2 separate regions of the Homo sapiens genome follow, and region 2 is linked to region 1. Evidence: chromatin contacts called from ENCODE Hi-C or POLR2A ChIA-PET data. All regions are on one chromosome and are shown on one strand. Each heading gives the region's core, a stretch centred on a gene start or an enhancer-like site at or near the end of the contact. The rest is flanking DNA. Distances are from core to core; before and after follow the strand shown.

Region 1 (6,847 bases), core at 2,180-4,679:
GTCCTCATCATTGGGTCAAAAGGCACCTTGGAAGCTAGTATAGCCTGTTTCCATATTTGGGAATCGCTTCTCCATTGACCATGACATGCTTGGACCCAGACCACTTTCAGTTAACCACTTTCTGCTGCAGAAGACAACTGCTGAGAGAAGACGTTCTTTTCACTAGAATGGCAGCCGTAGTTTGTTGTGTTCCTTTTCTGTTGGCCAGGAAACCCCACCACAGCTGCTGTGCATCTTATTGTCAAAGGACCATTCCTTCTTCCCATCAGGCAGGTCCAGCTAGGAACAAGGCACCTCCACGTTGTACCATGTGCCTTCTCACTGTTGGGATGGGGAGCCCTTTCAAGGACCATAGCTAGCAGGGGATATGACAGTAAATGCAGATAGCCCAGAATGCCAGTCAGCCTAGGGATGGTCATGTATAGACACAGTACTTCATCTTTTAGATAGCAGCTTCCACTGCTGTGCCCATACCATGTCTGGTTTCATCACTTTGAAGGATACCCCAGACTTAATTCACAAAGGAGGCATCCTGTTGAGTTTGAGCAGTATTGATAAAGTACAGTGTGTGGTAGTTGGAGTACTTTAGTGCTTGGGGTCTATGGCATAGGGCAGAAGTGATAGTAATCCAGGTGGAGTGAGCAGAAGGATAGGATGATTGAGATATGTGTGAGGTATGTGCATATTCAGTGGTAGTGGGTATGATTAGATGCTGGACCAGATATTCCTGCCTTCAAAGGTTCTCCCAAGCTTTGTCATGATCTAGAAAACATTGGAGAACCTTGGATGGGAATTTGCAACCTCAAGGACCCTGAAGTTTAATTCACACCAGCGTAGAAAGTTTAGGCTTGACCTGACCTTTTTGGACCAAGCTTCACATTGATCTGCCTTCTGATCATAGGCATGTTGCCACCCTGTGGTGGGTAACGGCCCAGTAATGGCAGCTGCTTCTTTTACAGAAAGACGAGAGGACCTTCGAGGAGGATTTATGCTTTGCTTTTTGGATGATGGAGCAGGAATGGATCCAAGTAAGTGATGAGATTATTGTTTTGGGGGGTGGGGGGGTGCGATGTAACCATTTTTACAAAATACTTATTGTGTGAACTTGTTTTTCTGTTGCCTCCAATGTTATGTCTAGAAGATCCACCTGGGGAGTAAGAAGTCTGTTGCAACATCTCAGGCTTAATTCTACTAATGTATTTGCCAGGTCTTGTCCTAACATGGGAGATAGGATCTGAAAGGCAATCTTAAGTCAATCAGATTACCTGTCTCTTGGCGTTGTATTTATCAGCTTGCACAACATTCTCGAGCTGGACCTACAGATGCCTCTGCTAGCTGTCTTACCACATTCTGGGAATAGAACATAGGTCACAGTGATAGAGGTACCAACAGGCCAGGCAAAGCTGTGCCTCCATGTGCTTCATGGTGGTGAATTTCCTTGGAGAGAGGTTTTCAGCAGATACACACCCCTGCTTGGATTTAACAAGGCTCAGACCTTTGACTTTGAGGACCCTGGGAAAGAAATGCAAACTTTTCACTTTCTCTTGTGTCTGCCCTTTCAGGTGATGCTGCCAGTGTGATCCAGTTTGGGAAGTCGGCCAAGCGAACACCTGAGTCTACTCAGATTGGGCAGTACGGGAATGGGTTAAAATCGTAGGTATATTAGAAGCTTGTCACAGGGCTCAAACAAAATCCAGCAATGCTGTCCTGCTTCTCTTGGATGAAAACTTTCCTTCTCCTTGTCCCTCTATTGACTATAATTCTGGAACTGGAAGAAGTCAGAAAGTGGTGGTTTCTGGAGTAGCTTACCAGCTGTTCCCAGCTGAATTTACTCCACAGATTGAAAAGTATGAACATCCAAAAACAGGGCAGGAGAGGCTGTACGTTTCTCTTGGCACAGTGCTCTAGAACTGCACCTCTCCTGTTGAAAATTCTTATTTTTACCCTGTAGTCAAGGATGTGAGTGATTCTCTTGTGGTGTTGGGATGTATCTGAGATGATGAAGGGGTCACCTTACTGTGCAGCAGTGTTCCCTGAGCACCTGCTGCATGTCATGCTTTGTGCCAGGCACTGGGGATCCAGGGTAAGGAAGAGAGATGTGAGCCCTCCGTCCCAGAGGATGCTGAATGTACTGCAAGGCCCTTATAGCAGGGACCTACCTAATGTCTTCAAATCCCATGGGACTTTTTCTTAGCCTTAGTTCCCAGTTGGTTAGTGTTTGGAATGTGTTGTTCTGGTTTTGAGTGAAGCCCCAAGAGAAAGGTTTCTATTTCTGAAATGCTCACTTCCAGCTGTACATACCTTTGGATGGAATAAGATTTAGTGGAATTGGAGTTTGTGCAAATGGAATTGTGAGTCACGTTTCCAGTCTTGTCGTGGAAATGTGTTGTTTTGTTTGAGGGAGGGTGGTGGTTTGATCAGTCAGCAGCATCAGTTGGGCCTTGTGTGCAGTTGTGCTTTGGGTGTATGGAGAAGAAAGAGAGTACTTCCGAAGAAATCAGGACCTGGTATCCGGACTTTGTGATTTGTCTTTCAGGGCAGGAACCAAATGGTAATAACAGACACTTACCATGTGCCAGGCACACGAATAATCTCATTTAATCCTCATGATAGCCCTGTGAGGTTGTAGGTACTATTATTTTCAGATGAAGAAATTGAGGTTTATAAGGGTGAAGTTACTTTCCCAAAGGCATTAAAAATGCCTATGTGTAGAGCGCTAGGGTAGGAACCAGGTCTTTCTGACTGCAAAATGGAGCTGCTGTGCATTTCACTTAAATGACAAGCTAAGGTTCAAATCTCACTTCCGCTACTACGTCTCTAAGCCTCAGCTTCCTCCTTTGTAAATTGAGATGATAATGCATACCAAGTAGGTTAAGAATTACATGCTATCATTGCTGTGAGAGCCTGGTTTCTGCCTTTATTTCTCCTCCTTTGATGTTTCCATGGCAGATTGCTGGCCTGATTCAGTGGATCTGGGTAGGGGCTAGGAATGTGTTTTTCACAGATGAAATGAATCACCTGTAATCATATGATTCTAATGCAGGTTATCTAAATCCCCCAAAACTGAAGTCTCCTAGAATCAGGGGAAGCCCTGACTTTTCATCTAGATTGTAGATCAGCCTCCTCCTACCTGGTTCTGTCAGTTCTGTGGCCTCAGGCAAGCCATTTCACCTCTCTGAATGTCTGTTTCTTAATGGCCTCAGGCAAGCCATTTCACCTCCCTGAATGTCTGTTTCTTACTCTAGAAAATGGGGTTCTAATCTCTGACATTTATAGAGTGAGGTTCAGAAGCAAATGAAATGTGACTCTGAAAGTGGTTAGCAGACTGGGAAGGAAAGCGTATAGAAGTTGAGAGTGTTATTAGCGTATTTCAGTGGAAGACTTTTGTGAAGGTCCCATTGAGATGGAGCCATCTAGTGTTCAGAGTAGACAGTAAAATCATCTTGAAACCAATTCAGAAGTTGAATAAGTTTCAGGAGAAGGTGATTTGTGGGGAGAATAGGGCTGAGAAGCAAGGAAGCCAGTTAGAGAAGTGATATTTGGGGCTTTTGCTATTCAAAGGCTAAAGTCAGAATCAAAGACAGAAGGAAGATAGAGGCACAAAGTGAGAGTTTTTGCCAAATTAGGGCAAGGGCATGCTTTGACAGAAGGCAAGATAACGTGCCTTACTTGCTCCCCATACGCTTTAGGGAAGGAGGAGGAGGTGGTGTGTGAAATTTTCAGGGCAAGGAGCATTGCCAGCACTTTGGGTACTGGAGGAGGAGAACGAGGACTTGGCAGCCCCCAGGGTATCTTTGAATAGTGTCCTGGGAGTTTTCCTGAGTGTTTGGGGAAATGGGGCATGACATTCATTTGTGTGCTTGGCATGCCAGTCTGGTTTGTATTGGTACACAGAAGAGAGTAATGAGGCTTTCCACCTCCATCATCTCCCTGGGGTGTTATAAAGACTAATGAGATAATAGCCATAAAGCTCCAGAAGCTGCTGGAAGAAAGGAGCTGAACAGCCCCATTGTTCAGAGGGCGGTCCCCCTGCTGGTGCTTCACACTTCTGCCCTGCCCTGCGTTGCCTGGAAAGGCCTGTCCCTGCCTGCTTCTTAGCCAGCTTAATGTGGCCAAACAGAGGAAGGAAGCAGTTGAATCCATTCAGACTTTTGCCTTTTGGAAATCAGCCTCAAGGCACAGTTCCCAGAAACCAGTTGCATCCAAAAGCAGGGAGCTGCCTGTGTCATAATGAGCTTGAGGTGGCAAAACACTTCTGGGACAGGAGATAGCTCCAGTTATTGGACATGAGCTAATTACAGGCATCCTTGAATCCTGTGGTCAAGAATTATATTTTATTAGCCCCTCTGTATTACTGCGCCTTGGGTTCATACTGATGTTTTCTCGGGCTTGTGAGTATAGGCACTGGGCTTTTCACTTAACAGTGCTGCTGCCGTTTCGTCAATGGAGGGGAGTTTGTGTCAGCTGAGGAAGGACACGGTGGGAACTGGGGGTGGTCAGCATGGAAGATGACGTGTTGAGGGTACCAGCTACTAAAGTCTGATGGTGGTACAGTCAGAGGGCACAGCACCTCTCATGCGTCTGGGATGAACCAAGAGCTCAAAGACAGCAGGGTTACTCTTCAGCGTTGTGGGGGGAGTGAGACTAACCTGGGGCTGGTGGTCTGCCGTGAGCCCGCCCTAGAAGGGTGGTGAGAGAACCCTGTATGGTGTGGTTGAGAACGTTGTAAGTAAAGACTAAGGAGTTACAGGCCTGTGGAAAAGCAGAGGAAGGAGTGTTGGGGGATGGAGAGGGAACGAGGGCTGTGGAACTCAGCACACAGTCCTGGGACCTGGGGGGGCCTTTAGGAGAGCCCTCCAGTGGCACTTTCAATCATGTCCAGAGTGGATTGATTTCTTTTGCAGATGAGCTTTTGACTCCTGGGAGAATAACACCCATTTCTGTTTCCTTTTCAGGGGCTCAATGCGCATTGGGAAGGATTTTATCCTGTTCACCAAGAAGGAAGACACCATGACCTGCCTCTTCCTGTCTCGCACGTTTCATGAGGAAGAAGGCATTGATGAAGTAGGTCCCATCATCGTGGTCTGCATCACCAGTCCTCATTTCCTGAGTCTGCCCAGGCGGTTTTCGTAGGTTATTTGCAATGCTAGACTCTTTGGGGTTGCAGGATTGGAGCACATTCCCCCTAATTGTTATGCAGTTAGCTGGCTGGATGAATTGGTTGAGGGGTTAAGGTAGATAACTTTAATGTGAGAGGAAGCAAAATCTCAGAGCACTTCAGAGAACAACTGTTTCCGAGAATGAGACTGTCAAGTGGCAGGAATTAAGAGTTGGATTTGCAGCTCCTCTAGATCTGCCACTTGAATTCCATTTTGGGGGGAGTGTTACCATGGAACATTGTTTTATCAGGGGGAGTATTTTGGGCTTCCCTGATCATGGTGTTTCCTATTTGGTGGTGATTTTGTGGAATGTGCTATGAGCTCATTTTCCTTTTGAAGAAATGTGTTACTCTATGTCAGAAACTATGACTCAGATACCTAGAGAGAGCCTGGGCAGGTAGTAAAGCAGGTGAGTGTATGGAGAACAGGAAAACAGAGCTGATGCTGTGGGTCTCGTCTTGGGAGTGGCTGCTACACAGCCCCAGTGATTACTGCTATGCTGGAAGGAAGGACTAATGAATCCAGAATATTCTGAGTTTAAATCATTTTAGTAATTGACTATGTAAGCTAAACACACATTTGGCCGATTCTCCTTGTGGCTCAGATGTCTGCAGAGCTGTTTCTGGTGAGGTCTATGCCCCCTCATTGTGGGAGATCAGGGCAGCTCTGTGGACTACCCAGCCTCAGACTGGACTCTTATCTCCTTTCCTATGTAAGACATGGAGGCCAGGGCTTGAAAGAAGGGGGGCTAAGAGGTTCTGTGGAAAGAAATCCGCAACTTCCACAGAAGCAGGTAATTGAATTCAGACTTACAATTTAATTCATCTGTGTTGATTAGCTGTGATTAAATTTGTTCTGGTTCTGTTTAGATCTGAGCCTTAATCATAGCAAACTTGTTCAGGTAGGGAATGGTAGGCCTTCCGTCATTACGTAGCAAGCCAGTGGGTTTGTCTGCCTTTTTGGTGTGGTATGTGAGTTCATTCTGCATACTTGAGTGAGAGAAGCGTGGCAGCTGGAAAGAGCAGGCTTCTAGGAGAAGTAGGATAGGAAAATATAGCCTGGGTTGGGGTTTTCAGGAATGTTTCCTGATACAGGACTGAGGATGGTGACAGGAGGGTATGGAAGTCAGTAGAAGCAGCCTGCTTAAGGCCCTGAGGGCTGTGGGAGGGGACTTGGCTGCAGGGCCACCTGGAGAAAGGTGGTGGCCTTTGGAGATCAGAGAGGGCCAGGTTAGGCTTGACCTCGGGGCCTTGATGAATGTGTGGGGCTTTATTAAGCAAGGATGTGCCAGTATCAGATTCTTTTAAGAAGGTCCATGTAGCGATTGTGTGGTGATTGGGTTGGAAAGGTTAGGGTGAGTGTTGGAGTGTTCCAGTTGAGAGGCCCAGGCTCTGTAGCTTGGCGGTACTCGCCCAAGGGAGGTGAGAGAAATACATGGAGTTTCCATCTCTTTAGGATGTGGGACCCACAGATTTGGTGATTGATTGATTAGTAGAAGGCGAAAGCGAAGCAGGGGAGTCATGGATGACTCATAGGTTCTGCTGTGGCAGTTGGGGAGTGGGGTCTCTGGAATTGGGAAGAATGAAGAGGGGAAGTATGGAGGGGAAGAGTGTAAGTTTCTTCTGGACATGCAAAGTGCAGTCTGGGTCTGGCATTTGGGGGAAGTCTGGGGGCTTCAGCATTCTTGG
Region 2 (7,382 bases), core at 4,874-7,373, 310 kb after region 1:
ACCAGTCTATGAGATCAGCTCGCCTGTCAGAGCCATCAGTAAATCTGTCGGCATGTTGGCTCACACCTGTAATTCCAGCACTTTGGGAGGCCCGGAGGGAAGATCACTTGAGGCCAGGGGTTTGAGACCAGCCTGGGCAACATAGTGAGCCTGTTTCTAAAAAAAAAAAAAAAAAAAAAAAAAAATTAAAAATTAGCCAGGACGGTGGCATGAGCCTGTAGTCCCAGCTACTCAGGAGGCTGAGGCACAAGAATTGCTTGAAACCAGGAGGCAGAGGTTGCAATGAGCTGAGATTGCACTGCTGCATTCCAGCCTGGGCGACAGAGAGAGATTGTCTCAAAAAAAAAAATAATAAAATAAAATTTAAAAATTATAATTTACAAATTATGTATCCTCTGCAAGGCCCCAGGGCTAGGTTCCAGGAACATAGAATTGCCCCAAATCTGTCTGGCAGGCAGCAGACAGGTAACCAGGTGGTGATCATACATGGCATTTGGAACCATGATAGGGGGAGCAGAGGATACCGCAGGAGCCCAGAGCAAGGACTCAACCTCCCAGGGGTCAGGAGTTAAGACTAGGGAGGGAGGGAAGGAGGGAGCTGGCAGGAGTCAAGATGCAGCCCGATGCCAGGCACATGCCACTCCATGCCCAAGTGCCTGAGGCCTGGCCGGCCATTGCCCCTCCTGCAGGCTGGGGCTGCCTGGGTCCCAGTGTGAGAAGCACTGACTCTTTCTCAGCAGGGGCAGCATGGGCCTTGAGGTTAGGACCTTCACAGCCCTGTGGCCTGCACAGGGGTGCCCACAGGTCAGGTTTCCCAGTGCAGACTCATGCCCAGAGCTCATGCCTGTGCTCAGCCTCTAGCTCTCATGTAACCTGAGGGCAAAAAATAGAACTGGGTTTTGACCCTGCCTTGGAGCCAGGGAGGATAGAGATAGGGCCTCTGTGTCAGCTCTGAATACGCCAGGGCAGGGCTGAACTCTGACTTCAATCTTCCCTGGCTGTGGGCTGTCATCAATCCCAGCCCAGCACTCTTGGTGTGCCCACTTCCTTCTCCCAGGCCTGGGTCACAGGATCTCAGGGCGAAGGGAGAGCAAGAGGCCCCTTGGACTCCATCAACTCCAACTCTCCTCCACTGACAGATGAGGAAACTGAGGCCCAGATAAAATCCCAATATGCCCAAGGTTGCCCAGCAAATATGAGCAAAGGTATGGCTGGAACCCAGGCCTCCCCACCCTGAGTGGGCACCCTGGCCTCCCCTATGTCTCCTTGGGTTGAGGCAGAGAGAGGATAGAGGCTGCGACTCAGATGCCCCTCAGTAGGAAAGGCAGGAAGCCAGCCTTCGCCCTCAGGCAGAATGATCTAGTGGGTCTGGGCCTGGAGCCTCGGCCCTAAACTGCCCAGAGCCCTGCTGCCCTCTTTCATCAGAGCCAGCATCTGGAGTCACATAGACCATGCTTCACATCATTAGGGACCCCGTGACCTCTGTGCAAATCATGAACTTCTTTCTTTCTTTCTTCTTTTTTTTTTTTTTTTTGAGATGGAGTCTAGCTCTGTCCCTAGGCTGGAGTGCAGTGGCGTGATCTCGGCTCACTGCAACCTCTGCCTCCTGGGTTCAAGTGATTCTCCTGCCTCAGGTTCCCGAGTAGGGGGGATTACAGGCAGGCGCCACCACGCCCAGCTAATTTTTGTAATTTTAGTAGACAGGGTTTCACCACGTTGGCCAGGATGGTCTTGATCTCCTGACCTCGTGATCCTCCCACCTCTGTTGCGGGAAGTCAGGGACCCCAAACGGAGGGACCAGCTGAAGCCATTGCAGAAGAACGTGGATTGTGAAGATTTCATGGACATTTATTAGTTTCCCAAATTAATACTTTTGTAATTTCTTACGCCTGTCTTTACTGCAATCTCTGAACATAAATTGTGAAGATTTCATGGACACTTATCACTTCTCCAACCAATACCCTTGTGATTTCCTATGCCTATCTTTAATCTCTTAATCCCATCATCTTCGTAAGCTGAGGAGGCTGTATGTCGCCTCAGGACCCTGTGATGATTGCGTTAACTGCACAAATTGTAGAGCATGTGTGTTTGAACAATATGAAATCTGGGCACCTTGAAAGAACAGGATAACAGCAATGTTCAGGGAACAAGAGAGATAATCTTAAACTCTGACTGCCGGTGAGCCGGGTGGAACAGAGCCATATTTCTCTTCTTTCAAAAGCAAATGGGAGAAATGTTGCTGAATTCTTTTTCTCAGCAAGGGACATCCTTGAGAAAGAGAATGCGTCCCTGAGGGTAGGCCTCTAAAATGGCTGCTTCTGGGGGGCGGCCATCTTTTATGGTCGAAGCTGTAGGGATGAAATAAGCCCCAGTCTCCCATAGCGCTCCCAGGCTTATTAGGACGAGGAAATTCCCGCCTAATAAATTTTGGTCAGACTGGTTGTCTGCTCTCAAACCCTGTCTCTTGATAAGATGTTATCAATGACAATGCGTGCCCGAAACTTCATTAGCAATTTTAATTTCACCCCGGTCCTATGGTCCTGTGATCTGGCCCTGCCTCCATTTGCCTTGTGATATTCTATTACCTTGTGAAGCACGTGGTCTCTGTGACCCACATCCTATTGGTACACTCCCTCCCCTTTTGAAAATCACTAATCAAAACTTGCTGGTTTTATGGCTCAGGGGGCATCACGGAACCTGCCGACATATGATGTCTCCCCCGGACACCCAGCTTTAAAATTTCTCCCTTTTGTACTCTGTCCCTTTATTTCTCAGACCAGCTGACACTTAGGTAATACAGAAAAGAACCTACGTGAAATATCAGGGGTGAATTTCGCCCGATATCTGGCTGAATTTCCCCCAATACACCTCAGCCTCCCAAAGTGCTGGGATTACAGGTGTGAGCCACTGCGCTGGGCTGAACTTCTTTCTTTTTCTTGAGACAGAGTCTCATTCTGTCGCCCAGGCTGGAGTGCAGTGGTGTAATCTCAGCTCACTGCAACCTCCTTCTCCCGGGTTCAAGGAATTCTTATGCCTCAGCCTCCCCAGTAGCTGGGATTACAGGTGCATGCCACCTGGCCCGGCTAATTTTGAGACAGAGTTTCACTCTTGTTACCCAGGCTGGAGTGCAATAGCGTGATCTCAGCTCACTGCAACCTCCGCCTCCCAGGTTCAAGCGATTCTCTCACCTCAGCCTCCTGAGTAGCTGGGATTACAGGCGCCCACCATCACGCTCAGCTAATTTTTGTATTTTCAGTAGAGACAGGGTTTCCCCATGTTGGCCAGGCTGGTCTCGAACTCCTGACCTCAGGTGATCCACTTGCCTCGGCCTCCCAAAGTGCTGGGATTACAGCTGTGAGCCACTGCGCCTGGCCCAATTTTTTTTTTTTTTTTTTTTTTTTTGAGATGGAGTCTCACTCTGTCGCCTTGGCTGGAGTGCAGTGGGGCGATCTTGGCTCACTGCAACCTCTGCCACCCGGGTTCAAGCTATTCTCCTGCCTCAGCCTCCCGAGTAGCTGGGATTACAGACACCTGCCATGGCGCCCGGTTAATTTTTTTGTATTTTTAGTAGAGATGGGGTTTCACCACCTTGGTTAGTCTGTTCTTGAACTTCTGACCTCATGATCCACCCGCCTCAGCCTCCCAAAGTGCTGGAATTACAGGCATGAGACACCGCGCCCGGCCCCAATTTTTGTATTTTTAATAGATACAGGGTTTCACCATGTTGGCCAGGGTGGTCTCGAACTCCTGGTCTCAAGAGTCCTCCCACCTCAGCCTCCCAAAGTGCTGGGATTACAGGCATGAGATACCATGCCCAGCCTGTCAAATCATGAACTTCTCTGGGTCTTAGTCCCATCATCTGTAAAATGGGGATAAAGTTGGTGGTTGCCATGACAACTCAAGGTCAACACTCAGCACCAAGCCTGTCACACTGTAGCTCCCAGTAAACAACAGCCCTCCCCAGACTTAGACCTGACCCCTGACCTTCCAAATCCCAGCTCATCCCAGACCCTCCTTTTCTCTCCCTGGCCCATGCTTTCTGGCTTTCCTTTGTGTCCAAAGCCTCAGGCCACATCTCTTGGAAGCATGGAGTCTGACTATCTGGGTTTAGATCTTGCCTCTGCTGCTCACTGGCCACGTGGCCCAGGGCAAGCCTCTTCATCTATCAAATGGGAACAATACAGTGAGATAAAAGGCTAGTCAAACACAGATCACTGGCTATCACTAAATACTGGTTTGTAATTCCAGAACTTCAGGAAGCTGAGGGGGGAAGATCGCTGAGGACAGGAGTTCAAGACCTACCTTGGCAACATAGCAAGACTCTGTGTCTATAAAAAAAAAAAATTAGCTGACCAGGTGGGGTGGCTCACGCTTGAAATCCTAGCACCTTGGGAGGTCAGGAGTTCAAGATCAGCCTGGCCAACATGGTAAAATGCTGTCTCTACTAAAAATACAAAAATTAGCTTAGCGTGGTGGTGTGCACCTGTAGTCCCACTTACTTGGGAGGCTGAGGCAGAAGAATCACTTGAACCCAGGATGCGGAGGCTGTATTGAGCTGAGATCTCACCAATGCAGCCTGGGTGACAGAGCCAGACCCTGTCTAAATAAGTAAATAAACAAATAAACACGAGTTGGGCCTCCAGAGCCTGAGTCTGGGGCCTGGAACTCACTGAACTGTTGGCCCTCTCTGAGCCTCAGTTCTGCTTCCTCCACAGCCATGAACCTCAGTTTCCTCATTTGTAAAATGGGACAACAGCCATACCCCTCACAGGGCCATCCAGGCCATGCACCCACCCGGACCCCCACCTTCTCAATTGGCCACCCAGGCACTTACTTTGCTGAACCGACTTGAGTCCGCGGAGGCAGGTGGCTGCGAGCAGGAAGCCACAGCCGGTAGGGGGTGTCCGGAACTCTCCAGCCAGGCTGCAGGCGGCCCCCAGGCAGAGCGGACCCATGGCGGCCAACTGAAGTGGGTGGTGGCGGCGGCCCAGCAGCAGCGCCGACAGGGCCAGGGTGAACAGAGGTGTGGTGGTAGTAACCAGTTGTGCCAGGTCCAGGGGCACAGCCCTTAGGCCCACGTTGCCGCAGGCCATGGACGTGCCAAAGGTGAGACTGAGCAGTAGGACTCGGCAGCGAGTGCCGCCTGGCATGGGGCGCCGTGCCCCCCGGTGGCATGCCAGGGCTGCCACCAGCATGTGCAGGGCCGACAGCAGCAGGGGCCGCCCAAAGCCGTGCACTGTGAAGATCCACTTGTTGAGGCTTGACATGCTGGCTCCCGCCAGCAGCCACACCAGTGCTGCCATGGCCACTCGGGCCCGGCCAGGCTGCCGGAGGGCCTGAGGGCTGCCAGGGGGCCACTCGGGGGGCCCAGCCGCCTGAGCACCACCAGCTGCTGCTCCTACTTCGGCTGAGGTCATCCTGCCATCATGGTGCTCCGGCGGGCAGCGGCACATCCGCACCAGTGAGGCTAGGGCAGGAGGCGGGCTCCCCAGTGACGACCTCTGGGCCACCAGAGAGTTCCGCTTGGGGCCAGGCTAGATCCTGGTTCCTCCGACCCCGTGTCCCGTTTCAGACAGGTGAGGACACTGCTTACTTGTGCCAGGCCTGTGCCAGCGATGTCTAGAAGCTAAGCTGTGTTTCCAGCTCAGACAGGGCAGAGCCAAGGTCGCGGCTGCTAGGATGCCAGGGTCTCCGATGCTCAAGCGTGGGCTCCAGGCACCTCTGCCCCGTGCCAGGTGGTCTCCACTTTCCTCCTCGCCTAGTGCCCACGTTATGCTTTTAGATGAAATCCTCGTTCCTTTTTTCTCTTCAGTCCCCAGGTCATTAGGGTGCGCGCAGATCCAGACCCTGGGAACTCCTGCGTGCTCTGGCCGTGACCAGGCCTGGCAGGGGGGCGATCTGGGCTCCGCGCCTGGCGGTGCCCGGCCCGGGGGGTCGCGGGCTCGCTGCCTCCCACAGCGCCCGGGCAGTGAGCTGACACCACGGCCCGTCCTCCGGCCGGTGCCTGGCGGCGAGCTAGGCGCGGATCCAGCAGGGCCTGCGCTCCAACTCCTGCTCTCTGAGGCTTTGGCTGCGGCTCTGGCTGCGGCTGTGACTCCGGCTGCGGCTCCTGCTGCGACTCACGCCCGGCTCCAGCTCAGGCCCGGCACGGCGGGCGCGGCGGTGCGCTCTTGACTCCGCCTCCGCCTCTGCCTCCCCCGCCGCCGCCCGCTCCCTACACGGAAAATTGGGCTGAGCACCCCAGCCAAGCCCCGCCCCAGGCCAAGCCCCGCCCCCGGACCGGGAGGGCGGTCTTGCCCCGCCCCAACGCCTCCCGCTCACAGCCCCTCCCCCATCGGCCTGGCATTTCCCCCATCAGCCCTCCTCCGCCCGGGGCCTGCGCATCTGCCCAGTAGACCCCCCCACGAGCTGGCGTGGTCAGCCTCTCTTCGCCGCCAGGGGGGACCAAGTCGCTCCCCACCCAGCGCCAAGGCGAGCCCTCCATGGAGATGAACGCGCATTGCTGGAGACACTGGGGTATCCCGCACAGCCGCCCAGGCTATCTTCAAGAAGCAGGGTAGTGAGGAGGGGCCCACAGCCCCCATCCTAGGACCAGTCTTACGCCCACCTGATCTCTGGCCACAATTATCTCGTGGGACCTCAGCATCCAGCAGAGCTGGATTACGGGGTCCCTTAAGGCACCTCCATCGCCCCTCCGTAGCCCCAGCATCCTCCCCAGCCTCCCAGTCCAGGGCGGCGCCCCCTGGGGACCCTCAGAGGGAAGCTGAATCACCAGGCAGGGATACCCACAGCTGCGGAAGTAGGTACCGCCGGCCGGCATCCTTCCCCGGCCAGCAGCCTCTGTCCGGTCCCCTGAGCACTCGAAGCTGACTCATAGCAGAACTTCCTGGGGTCCACCCTGTGCCCCAGCCCCGGCAAGACAGAGCCCTGGGCTGGGAGGCAGAGCGGTTGCCACTGAGCCCTTGTTCCTGTCTGGGTCTCGGTTTTCCCACCAGAACGACAGACGCTCTCTGAGGTCAGGATTGGGTAAACGGCGCGCCCCAGGGCAGAAGAGGTCCATCCAGATTCCAGGCTAGGCCAGGCCCTGGCCCCTCTGAGCTCTGAAGTCCGGGAGCACGAGGACCAAGGCCCAGCCATGTGCCCAGTATCAGATGTGAGCCTCTTTCCTGTTGTCGGTCTTCCTACTAGGCTCCTGCCCAAGAGGACCCAGCTCACCCCTTGCCTGTTGTCTAACCAGCAAATCCTTGATGACAGCAACCTGTCTTGAGACACAAGATCTCAAAGGGGTACCGCTGAACCCAGCCCGCTGCGCCCTCTGGTGGCCAGGCGCTGAATATAGCCCTCAATCCCCATCCCAATCACAGGACGCGGGTTTAAAATCC

Evidence for each region. A loop is a pair of places that touch in the nucleus more often than their neighbours do. ChIA-PET counts read pairs that join two places held with the same protein, here RNA polymerase II (POLR2A). Pooled maps may share reads with other maps.
Region 2: a loop to region 1 is called in a pooled map, with 2.0 times the contacts of the local background. The contact joins the promoter of SLC35E4 here to the enhancer-like site in region 1. A Hi-C loop is called at or near these places in 1 of 168 maps with a recorded cell type or tissue (naive thymus-derived CD4-positive, alpha-beta T cell) and 6 of 50 pooled maps. POLR2A ChIA-PET finds 5 or more read pairs at or near these places in 8 of 52 experiments (CD4-positive, alpha-beta memory T cell, CD8-positive, alpha-beta T cell, Caco-2 and 5 more).

The regions. Positions count from the first base shown.
Region 1 is chr22:30,944,558-30,951,404 of GRCh38, reverse strand. MORC2 (MORC family CW-type zinc finger 2) reads left to right here. Exons shown (of 26, transcript NM_001303256.3): 4 at 960-1,028; 5 at 1,563-1,653; 6 at 4,956-5,064. Among named protein-coding and RNA genes, the nearest start is that of MORC2, 21 kb to the left of the region's middle. Within about 2 kb of position 3,429, at least 9 of the 41 ENCODE cell types and tissues checked have a DNase peak (open chromatin) inside an H3K27ac peak, as active enhancers do.
Region 2 is chr22:30,634,522-30,641,903 of GRCh38, reverse strand. It overlaps SLC35E4 (solute carrier family 35 member E4), which reads right to left and starts at 6,123. Exons shown (of 2, transcript NM_001001479.4): 1 at 4,835-6,123. The coding sequence starts at 5,453. RefSeq lists a silencer at 5,916-6,365 and an enhancer at 6,697-7,382.